2 separate regions of the Homo sapiens genome follow, and region 1 is linked to region 2. The links are chromatin contacts, found by Hi-C or POLR2A ChIA-PET in ENCODE. All regions are on one chromosome and are shown on one strand. Each heading gives the region's core, a stretch centred on a gene start or an enhancer-like site at or near the end of the contact. The rest is flanking DNA. Distances are from core to core; before and after follow the strand shown. Region 1 holds the start of MYL12-AS1 (MYL12A and MYL12B antisense RNA 1). Region 2 holds the start of USP14 (ubiquitin specific peptidase 14).

The links. A loop is a pair of places that touch in the nucleus more often than their neighbours do. ChIA-PET counts read pairs that join two places held with the same protein, here RNA polymerase II (POLR2A). Pooled maps may share reads with other maps.
Region 1: a loop to region 2 is called in a map of B cell, with 39 times the contacts of the local background. The contact joins the promoter of MYL12-AS1 here to the promoter of USP14 in region 2. A Hi-C loop is called at or near these places in 1 of 168 maps with a recorded cell type or tissue (B cell) and 5 of 50 pooled maps. POLR2A ChIA-PET finds 5 or more read pairs at or near these places in 1 of 52 experiments (OCI-LY7).

Annotation. Positions count from the first base shown.
Region 1 is chr18:3,260,877-3,265,282 of GRCh38, forward strand. MYL12-AS1 (MYL12A and MYL12B antisense RNA 1) reads right to left here and starts at 1,483. Exons shown (of 4, transcript NR_130145.1): 1 at 1,177-1,483; 2 at 396-454. MYL12B (myosin light chain 12B) reads left to right here and starts at 1,257. Exons shown (of 4, transcript NM_033546.4): 1 at 1,257-1,361. RefSeq lists an enhancer at 653-702 and a silencer at 913-1,802.
Region 2 is chr18:156,883-160,780 of GRCh38, forward strand. USP14 (ubiquitin specific peptidase 14) reads left to right here and starts at 1,675. Exons shown (of 16, transcript NM_005151.4): 1 at 1,675-1,832. The coding sequence starts at 1,817. LOC105371951 (a long non-coding RNA gene) reads left to right here. Exons shown (of 4, transcript XR_935081.2): 4 at 1,261-1,287. RefSeq lists silencers at 1,347-1,616, 1,887-2,066.

The DNA.
Region 1 (4,406 bases), core at 233-2,732, 3.1 Mb after region 2:
ACCGCGTTTAGAGCTGTGCTGCTGGGATGGCGACCACCCCATCAGCATCATGTGTGCTTACCAGAAATTCGAATTATCCTCCACCCCTTACTCACTGAATCCTGATACCCGGTTTTGAGGCTCAAAAATGTTTTTAAAAGCCCTGTTATTATGCGTGCTACTGTTTAAGAACTGCTACAGAGTGCTGAACACAAGGTCCCTCTCTTCTAGGAATTTCTGATCAAAGATTTCTAGAATATAAACTCCCTAAGAGGCTTTGAATTCATCTCTCAGCATCCGGCACATGTTAAGGCAGTAAGAAGAGTTCAATAAAGATTTGCTATTAGATTGCCGATCCTCCACCATCCTGAAGTAATGCTATTTTAGTAATGCTAGATGAAGTAATGCTAGATTACCTCAAGGTGAGGGAAAATATCCTGAAGAACACAGCCACAAACACGATCTAGAACAAAACCTGAAAAACGTAGCTTTGTGTTTTTATTTGTGTGTGCATGTATGTGTGTGCGTTGCCATTTTCTTGATAAAGGAAAGCAAGTAGTTCGAATAAAACTTTCTTGTGGCCAAAAGGGGAATCAAACAGCCGTAGGCTGCGGCCGTAGCCTGATACGGCCGTAAACCTTATGAGGGTAAGCAGAGAGGAGTAGGTTAAAGAATTTAACTCGGGCTGTAATGCGGTTTGAAAAGAGAAAGGGATTCTGGAACGGAGAAGAATCCGCCCAGGCGCCGCCCTCACCTTCTCAACATTACATGAGACGAACCCTAAAACCTGTCTTGTCTGAAATTCAAATTTAGAAGAACTGTACTTTTACTTGCTACATCTGGCAACTCAGGGTTCGGCGCCAGGGGACCCCAAATCCTAGGCGGATCGCGCCCCGCCTGGGTCAAAGGGGACCCCAAATCCTCGGCCGATCGCGGCCCACTCGGGTCAAATTCCAGCGGCCTGCCCAGCCGCGCCCAGCGGGCCCAGGAATGCGGAAGGGTGGCGGAGCTACCAAAGGAGCGGGGGACGAGGGCCGGGCTGCGGACGACCGCCGCAGCGCAGGCCGCGATATCGCAGCGGATCGGAGCAGGCCGGAGGGGCAATTAAGACCCCGGCCGTGTGCGTCCGGCCTCAGCAGCCCCGCCGCTCGGCGGACACGCAGACCCCGCCGGCCCGGGCGCGAACACTCAGCGCACCCCCGTTCCACTTGGTCCCGCCGCGCCTTCCGGTGCGCCTTCCGGTGCGCCTTCCGGTGCGCCTTCCGCTCCGCCCCTTCAGGCAGGAAGTGTCGGCGCCGCCACTGTCCGGCCACAGCCTAACGCTCTTCGCTGTCGTTTGTGGTCTCGCGCAGGGCGGCCCCGGTTCTGGTGTTTGGCGTCGGGTGAGTCGCGCTCGACTCTGCTCGCGAGACCCCTCGGGCCGCCGTCTCCGTACCCCCGCGCCCCCTCCCGTCGCGCGCCTGCGGCCGGACCCCGCCCCAGGGCGGCCAGGCGGCGGCAGGACCTGTCAGACTGGCTGAGAAGGGGGCGCGGGGCCGGAGGTGGAGGGAGGAGGGTTGGCGGCGGGAGGAGGGTTGGTGGCGAGGCCCTGGCCCGGACGTCCAGGGGCCGGGAGGCTGCAGGCGATGGAGCCGGTATGGGGAGACGCCCTGCTGGAGAAGTGGCCGGGTCCCGGCCGTGCGTGGGCCGGCCCTGCGCCACCTGGGTGACCTCAGACACCTGGGCCTTGGACGGCCCGGCTGCCCGGCGGCCAACGCCTGCCCTCCCGGCGCCGCGGCGGGTCCTGGCGGTGGATTGGGGCCGACCCGGGCGTGTTCGTGTGGAGCACCTGCCCTGTGCCCAACACTATCCTAGATGCTTTGGAGGGTGGAGGAGCCTCCTGTTGCACGGTCTTGCCTAAGGTGAAGCCTCCAAGGAAGCCATTAGCATGCCGGTAACCGAGTGTGTGGTTGATACGGGCTCAAATGTGATGATTTACATAGAGTTGTAATTCGCTCAGTGTGTCTTGCATCTTGTAAAGGTTTAGTTTATTCGTGTTGATTGAAGAAAGGACCATTAACAGAAATAGGGAAAGGTTACTTGGAAAAGAGTCGTGACCTCACTGAAGGCCTTGGATTCAACCTTAAGAGGGAGAACTTAGCGTTTCCGGCTAGATGTGTGGGAGGTGGTAACGAGCAAAACTCAAAAGCTGGGAATTGTGTCCTGTGAAAAGCAGGCCGTGGGGACACCGGCGGGTATGGAACAGAACTGTAATGACTAATAGTCGGAAATAAGGGTAGATAGGTAAGTAGGACCTTCTTATGGATGTCTTGAAAACTTAGGAGAAAGAAAAGATTATCTAAGAAGCCATAGAGAGTAATTTTGGAGTCTTCACTAACGGAGTAATAAGAAAGGGATGTTTAGAGGATTCGTTTGGCCGCTTTAGTTTAAGGTAGATTTGGAATGGTCTTTTGGTAAGAGAAGAATCAAAGCATTTAGAATTCAGTAGGACCTGATAGATTACCTTGTGAAGGCTTTGCGTTTTATAACTGAGGAAAGTGAAACCCAGAGAGGTGAGGTAATTTGTCGAAGGTGGTGGACCCTCCTGGACTTTATAACTAAGAGCACTTTTGAGTGCTTTAGGCTCTTTTGAGTGAAACAGCTTTTATGATGGCTGACTCGATGTTCGTTTATGCTTTGATGAAACTAAGCTTGAACAAGATGAACTGCAATTTCTGAAGGACAGATGTCCAGACAAGAGTTGCTAGGGTTAGGAAAGAACAGGATTTAGAGCCCCGACATGGGGCTAGTTTTCCCTTTCTCCCAAGATTCAAAGGCTCCAGGTATATCTGGGGATGAGTTTATCATACCCTTTTTGCCAGCATCTTTGTGATCTTCCTTCCTCATTCTACACATTAGCTTTGGGGTGTCATTGCTTGTTATGCCCAGGTATCCACATTTTCATGGTAGAGAATTTCAGCTGCCTGTATGCAGGATGTTACTGGCTAGTGGTTCAAGCTCTGGAGCTAGATTTCCTGAGTACAGATCCTGACTGAGCTCTGCCATTTTCTAGCTGTGTGGCAAGTTGTTTATTCTCTTTACCCTGATTTTCGTATCTGAGAGAAGAGGATGATAACAATACCTATATGATGAGTTGTCGTGAGGATTAAATGTGTTAACACATACAAAATGCTTAAATCAGTGCCTGGCACATCTTTAGCACCCAGTTGTCCCTGGTTGCTACTGCTTCTTCCAGGTATGGAGCAGTGGGTAGCTACTAAGTTTCCTTAGGGATCTCTTGGGGAAGAGACTGGAACCATAGGTAGACCGTAGAGAAAAGCCTCATGTTGGAATTCAGATCCGGGACCTACCTTGTAATGAACATATATGTGTAATTCTGTTTGTGACAGGAAAGAACTATATATGTATATACACTATATACAACTGTGTATACTATACATATATTTATACATATATATATGTATTTGCTTAACTAGGATTATTTGAGCACCTGCCATGTGCAAGGCACACTGCTAAGTTCTGCAGTCCAAGGTGGAAAGGCAAAAGGCAATAAAAAGAATGAATATGGCCAGGCATGGTGGCTCATACCTGTAATCCTAATGCTTTGAGAAGCCAATGTGGGGGGATCATTTGAAGCCAGGGGTTCAAGACCAACCTGGGCAACATAGCGAGACCCTGTCTCTACCCTGCCACCCACTCCTTGCAAAGTAGCTGTGTATGGTGACTCATGCCTGTAGTCCCAGCTGCTCGAGGCTGAGTCAGGAGGATCACTTGAGTCCAGGAGTTCAAGGCTACAGTGAACTATGATTGTGCCATAAACCCAATAAGAGAGGTGAATTTCAAAAACATTGTATTGAATGAAAGAAGACAGGCATATATATGAATATATACTGTACAATTCCATTTATAAGAAGTTCAAAAACAAAACTAATCTATGGTGATAGAAATCTGAACAGTGGTTGCCTATGGGAGATGGTGATTAACTTGGAGAGAATTTTCTGGAACAGTGTTAACATTTGTAACTTAATGGGGGTGATGGTTACATGGGTATACACATTATAAAAACTTATTAAGGTTTGTACATTTGACTATATAAATTTCACTGCAGTAAAACAAAATGATATAGGAGCTCAGAGAATAGAAAGTTTGCAGCCAACTGTAATGATCATAAAACCTATAATAGAGAAAGAAATGTCATTGTTATAATGTGTATGTGGTAAGTGTTAAAATACATATAGAGTACTAGGGGAAATGCTTCCCTGGTGTTAAAAAAAGTTGAAAAAATTGAGTTTGGCTCCCTAAAAAAAATACTTCTAATAATTTATGGAACTATTTTTTTGCCTAAATATGCAGCACAAAAGCAATTATATGTCATTAGGTAGATGAGGTTACTTTTGTGAAGTATTTTTAACTTGATATATACTAAA
Region 2 (3,898 bases), core at 425-2,924:
AGCCAGGGCAACATGGCGAAATCCCGTCTTTACAAAACATACAAAAAAAATTAGCCGTGTGTGGTCCCAGTTACTCAGGAGGCTGAGGTGAGAGGATAGCTTGAGCTGGGAGGTTGAGGCTGCAGTGAGCCGTAATTGCGTCACTGCACTCCAGCCTGGGTGACAGAGTGAGACCCTGTCTCAAAACAAACAAACAAAACTTTACTGCTAAAAAATGCTAAGGATCATCTGAGCTATCAGTGAATCATCATCTTTTTGCTGGCAGAGGGCTTGCCTTAATGTTGATGGCTGCTGACTGATCAGAGCGGTGGATGCTAAAGTTTGGGGTAGCTGTGGCAATTTCTTAAAATAAGACAATAATGAAATCTGCCACGTCGATTGACTCTTCCTTTCATGAAAGTTTTCCCTGTGACATGCAGTGCTGTTCAGCATTTTACCCACAGAAGAACTTTCAAATTTGAATTTCTTTCAAAATTAGAGTCAATCCTGTCAAATTCTGCTGCTGTTTTATCAACAGTTCCATAGTTTATGATATTCTAAATCCTTTGTTGTCATTCAACAGTGTTCACAGCGTCTTCACCAGGAGTAGTTTCCATCTCAAGAAACCACTTTCTTTGCTTATCCATAAGAAGCGACTCCTTGCCCATTAAAGCTTTGTCTTGAGATTGCAGCAATTCAGTCACATCTGTGGGCTCCACTTCTAATTCTAGTTCTCTTGCTATTGCCACCACACCTGCAGTTGTGTCCTGAACTCAAGCCTTGAACCCTTGTGGGAAAAGACTTGTTGCCAGAGCAGTCAGAATACACAAAACATTGGAGTTAGCTGTTTTACACGGGGGTGGTTAGTGGCACCCCAAAACAACTAAAATAGTAATCATAGATCACTGGAACAGATATAATAGTATTTAAAAAGTTCAAAATATTGTGAGAATTACCAAAATGTGACACAGAGACACGAAGTGAGCACATGCTGTTAGAAAAACAGAACTGATGGACTTACTAACCCAGGGTTGCCACAAACCTTCAATTTATATATATATATATATAAATATATATAAATATATAAATATATATAAATATATAAAAATATATAAATATATAAAAATATATAAATATATATATATAGAACGCAATAAAATGAGGTGTGGGTGAAAAGAAAACTGAGGTTTGCAGACATCATACAGCTAGCTAGTAACAGCTGGGTTTCAAAACACCTCTGACTTTACAACCACTAATTTTATTTATTTTATTTTGAGGCAGGGTCTCGCTCTGTCGCCCAGGCTGGAGTGCGGTGGCACGATCACAGCTCACTGCAGCCTCGACCTCCTGGGCTCAAGCGATTCTCCCGCCTCAGCCTCAGACAGCAGGTGGGATACCAAGTTCCCACTTCATCTGCCGCAGGGCTGGGCCGCGCCAGGACCACGTGGCCAGTGCGCGCAGGGCGATGGGCGGCAGTGCGCAGGCGCGCACCTGCTGCGGTGGATGGGGCCCCGCGCCCGTCCCTCACTTGCTCCCTCCTTCCTTCCCGCCACCCCTCCACCGCCTTCCCCCTCCTCCCTCCTCTCGCCACCTCTAGGCCCCGCCCCGGTCCTGCCGCCCAGTCTCCTCGCTGCAGTCGCTCCGGAGCTGCACGGGTGTTTTGCGTGTTGCTGCGTCATCGCCAGTGGCCGGTTTGAATGAGACTCGTCGCACCGAAGCCGCCGCCACCACCGCGCCTCCGCCTCGGCCGCCGCCGCAGCTGCTCCTGGTCCCCGTCCCTTTGCCGCCCTCGTCAGGCCCAGCTCTCCTGCGCCGCCGCCTCCCGCCGCGCCCCGCCATGCCGCTCTACTCCGGTGAGCCCTGTCCTGGCCTCGCGCGCAGCACACCGGACCGGCGCTAGGCCTCCGCGTAGGCCTGGCCTGCACGGGCGGGCACCCGGCATGGACTGGGAGGGGCCGGGGTGGGGTGCGCGGGGCCGGCGGCGCGGAGATGACCCAGGCACCGTCCCCTCTCCCGGCTGGGTCGGAGCCCTGCGTGGCAGGGGAGCGCCGTCCCCCTGAGCCACCGATGGGTGGGGGGAGTGGAGATGGGGAAGCCTCTCAAAGTCGTGACTCTGCAGAATAGTTTCTGACGCTGCCCTGGTGTGCGGTGAAAGTGAGGGTGTGTCCTGGGGCGCTGGGCCAGGCTGGAGGTGCAGGGAGATTCCTTTGGGCTTCTCAGTGGTCGCCGTGGAAGGGAGCGGGGAAGAAGGGGAGGGATGGAGCGACCCTTCTTGGGGTTGCCAAGCGGCGTTCGCCGCCCTTCGTCGTCCTTCGCCCTTCTCTTGCCCCTTGCCTTTGTTCGACCGCCCCTTTGGTACCAGTTTTAGTTTTGTCCCGAGGCAGATTGTAAACCTTTTTGCTTCGTTTTCGTTTCATCAAACGTTGCATTGGATTTCTGTATCCGAAACGTGGTGTGAGCTTTCAGAAGTAGATGAATACACATATCCCCGGGGTGTCATTTCTTGATTGGCGTTTGACAGGGGCTTGTATTGTTTGCTTGCTGACAGTCCAGGGTACTGGCCAGGGATCACTTTTACTTAGGGAATGGACCTTGCTGCTCCCTAGCCTTATTCAAAATGGCACCTAAAATATGTGTGGTGTCTCCAATTGGCTGTAGGTGTGTGATTCGTTGACCATCCCTGTTTATTCTGTTACAGTTCCTTTATTGAAGATTCAGCATTTACAAAGCATGATACGAATCAAGAGTATTGTTTGATCTCAAGGTGGATTCTTGATGGTCTAGAATCTTGAATCGAATTCTTAATGATTGCCCAACCCCTTTCTAAAGCCATAACAACAGTAGAATGGCTCTTGAAATATTCTAATACTTAAACACACCAGTAGATTCACACACATAAAACAAAACCCCTCTGTTTCCTCAAAATGCCAGCGCTGACCAGAGTTTCTTTTTTAAAATTTGAGCTTTATCTTAAATATTTAATCAGATCTTTTCCTCATCCCCCAAATGAAGGAACTCAAGTAGATTTCTAAGGTCCCTTCCTTTGACCTCTCCATATTGAGAATCTGTATTTTGAGGGTCAGCAAAAAGCTCTATATTAAAATGAAGAGAACATTTTAAGTACTATTTCATAAGATTTAGTAGAAAATTAAGTATCTAGTCTGAGCGCGGTGGCTCACGCCTGTAATCCCAGCTCTTTGGGAGGCTCGAGGCGGGCGGATCACTTGAGGTCAGGAGTTCGAGACCGCCTGGCCAACATGTTGAAACCCTGTCTCTACTAAAAATACAAAAAATCAGTCGAGAGTGGTGGCAGGTGCCGGTAATCCCAGCTACTGGGGAGGCTGAGGCAGGAGAATCGCTTGAACCTGTGAAGCGGAGGTTGTAGTGAGCCAAGATCGCGCCATTGCACTTCAGTCTGGGTGAAAAAAGCGAAACTGGGTCTCAAGAAAAGAAAAAAAGAAAATTACATATCTAGATTATTAAATGGTTAAGGATAAGTGCAGTTAAAAATTAAAGCCAGGGGCCATGATGTATGCTTTTAATCCCAGCTACTCGGGAAGCTGAGTTGGGAGGATCACTTGAGCCAAGGAGTTAGAGGGTGCTGTGATCTGTGATCACGCCACTGCACTCCAGCCTGGGTGACAGAGCAAGACCCCCGTCTCTAAAAATAAACACACACCTGTGCCTCTTATAGAGTTAGGGTTTTGTACATATTGCTTTGTTTTAATCTTCAACGTAATCCTGTGATACTGGTATAATTCCTCTTGTAAGCATGAGCAAAAAGTTTTAAGTAACTTGCTCATGGCAATAGCACAATAAATTTCAGGTAGGTTCCTCTCCTTTACTTCTAGTACTGTTTTGGTTTAATCCTGTAGCATCTTTAGCTTGTACTATTGTAATATGCTTCTAGTTTATTTTA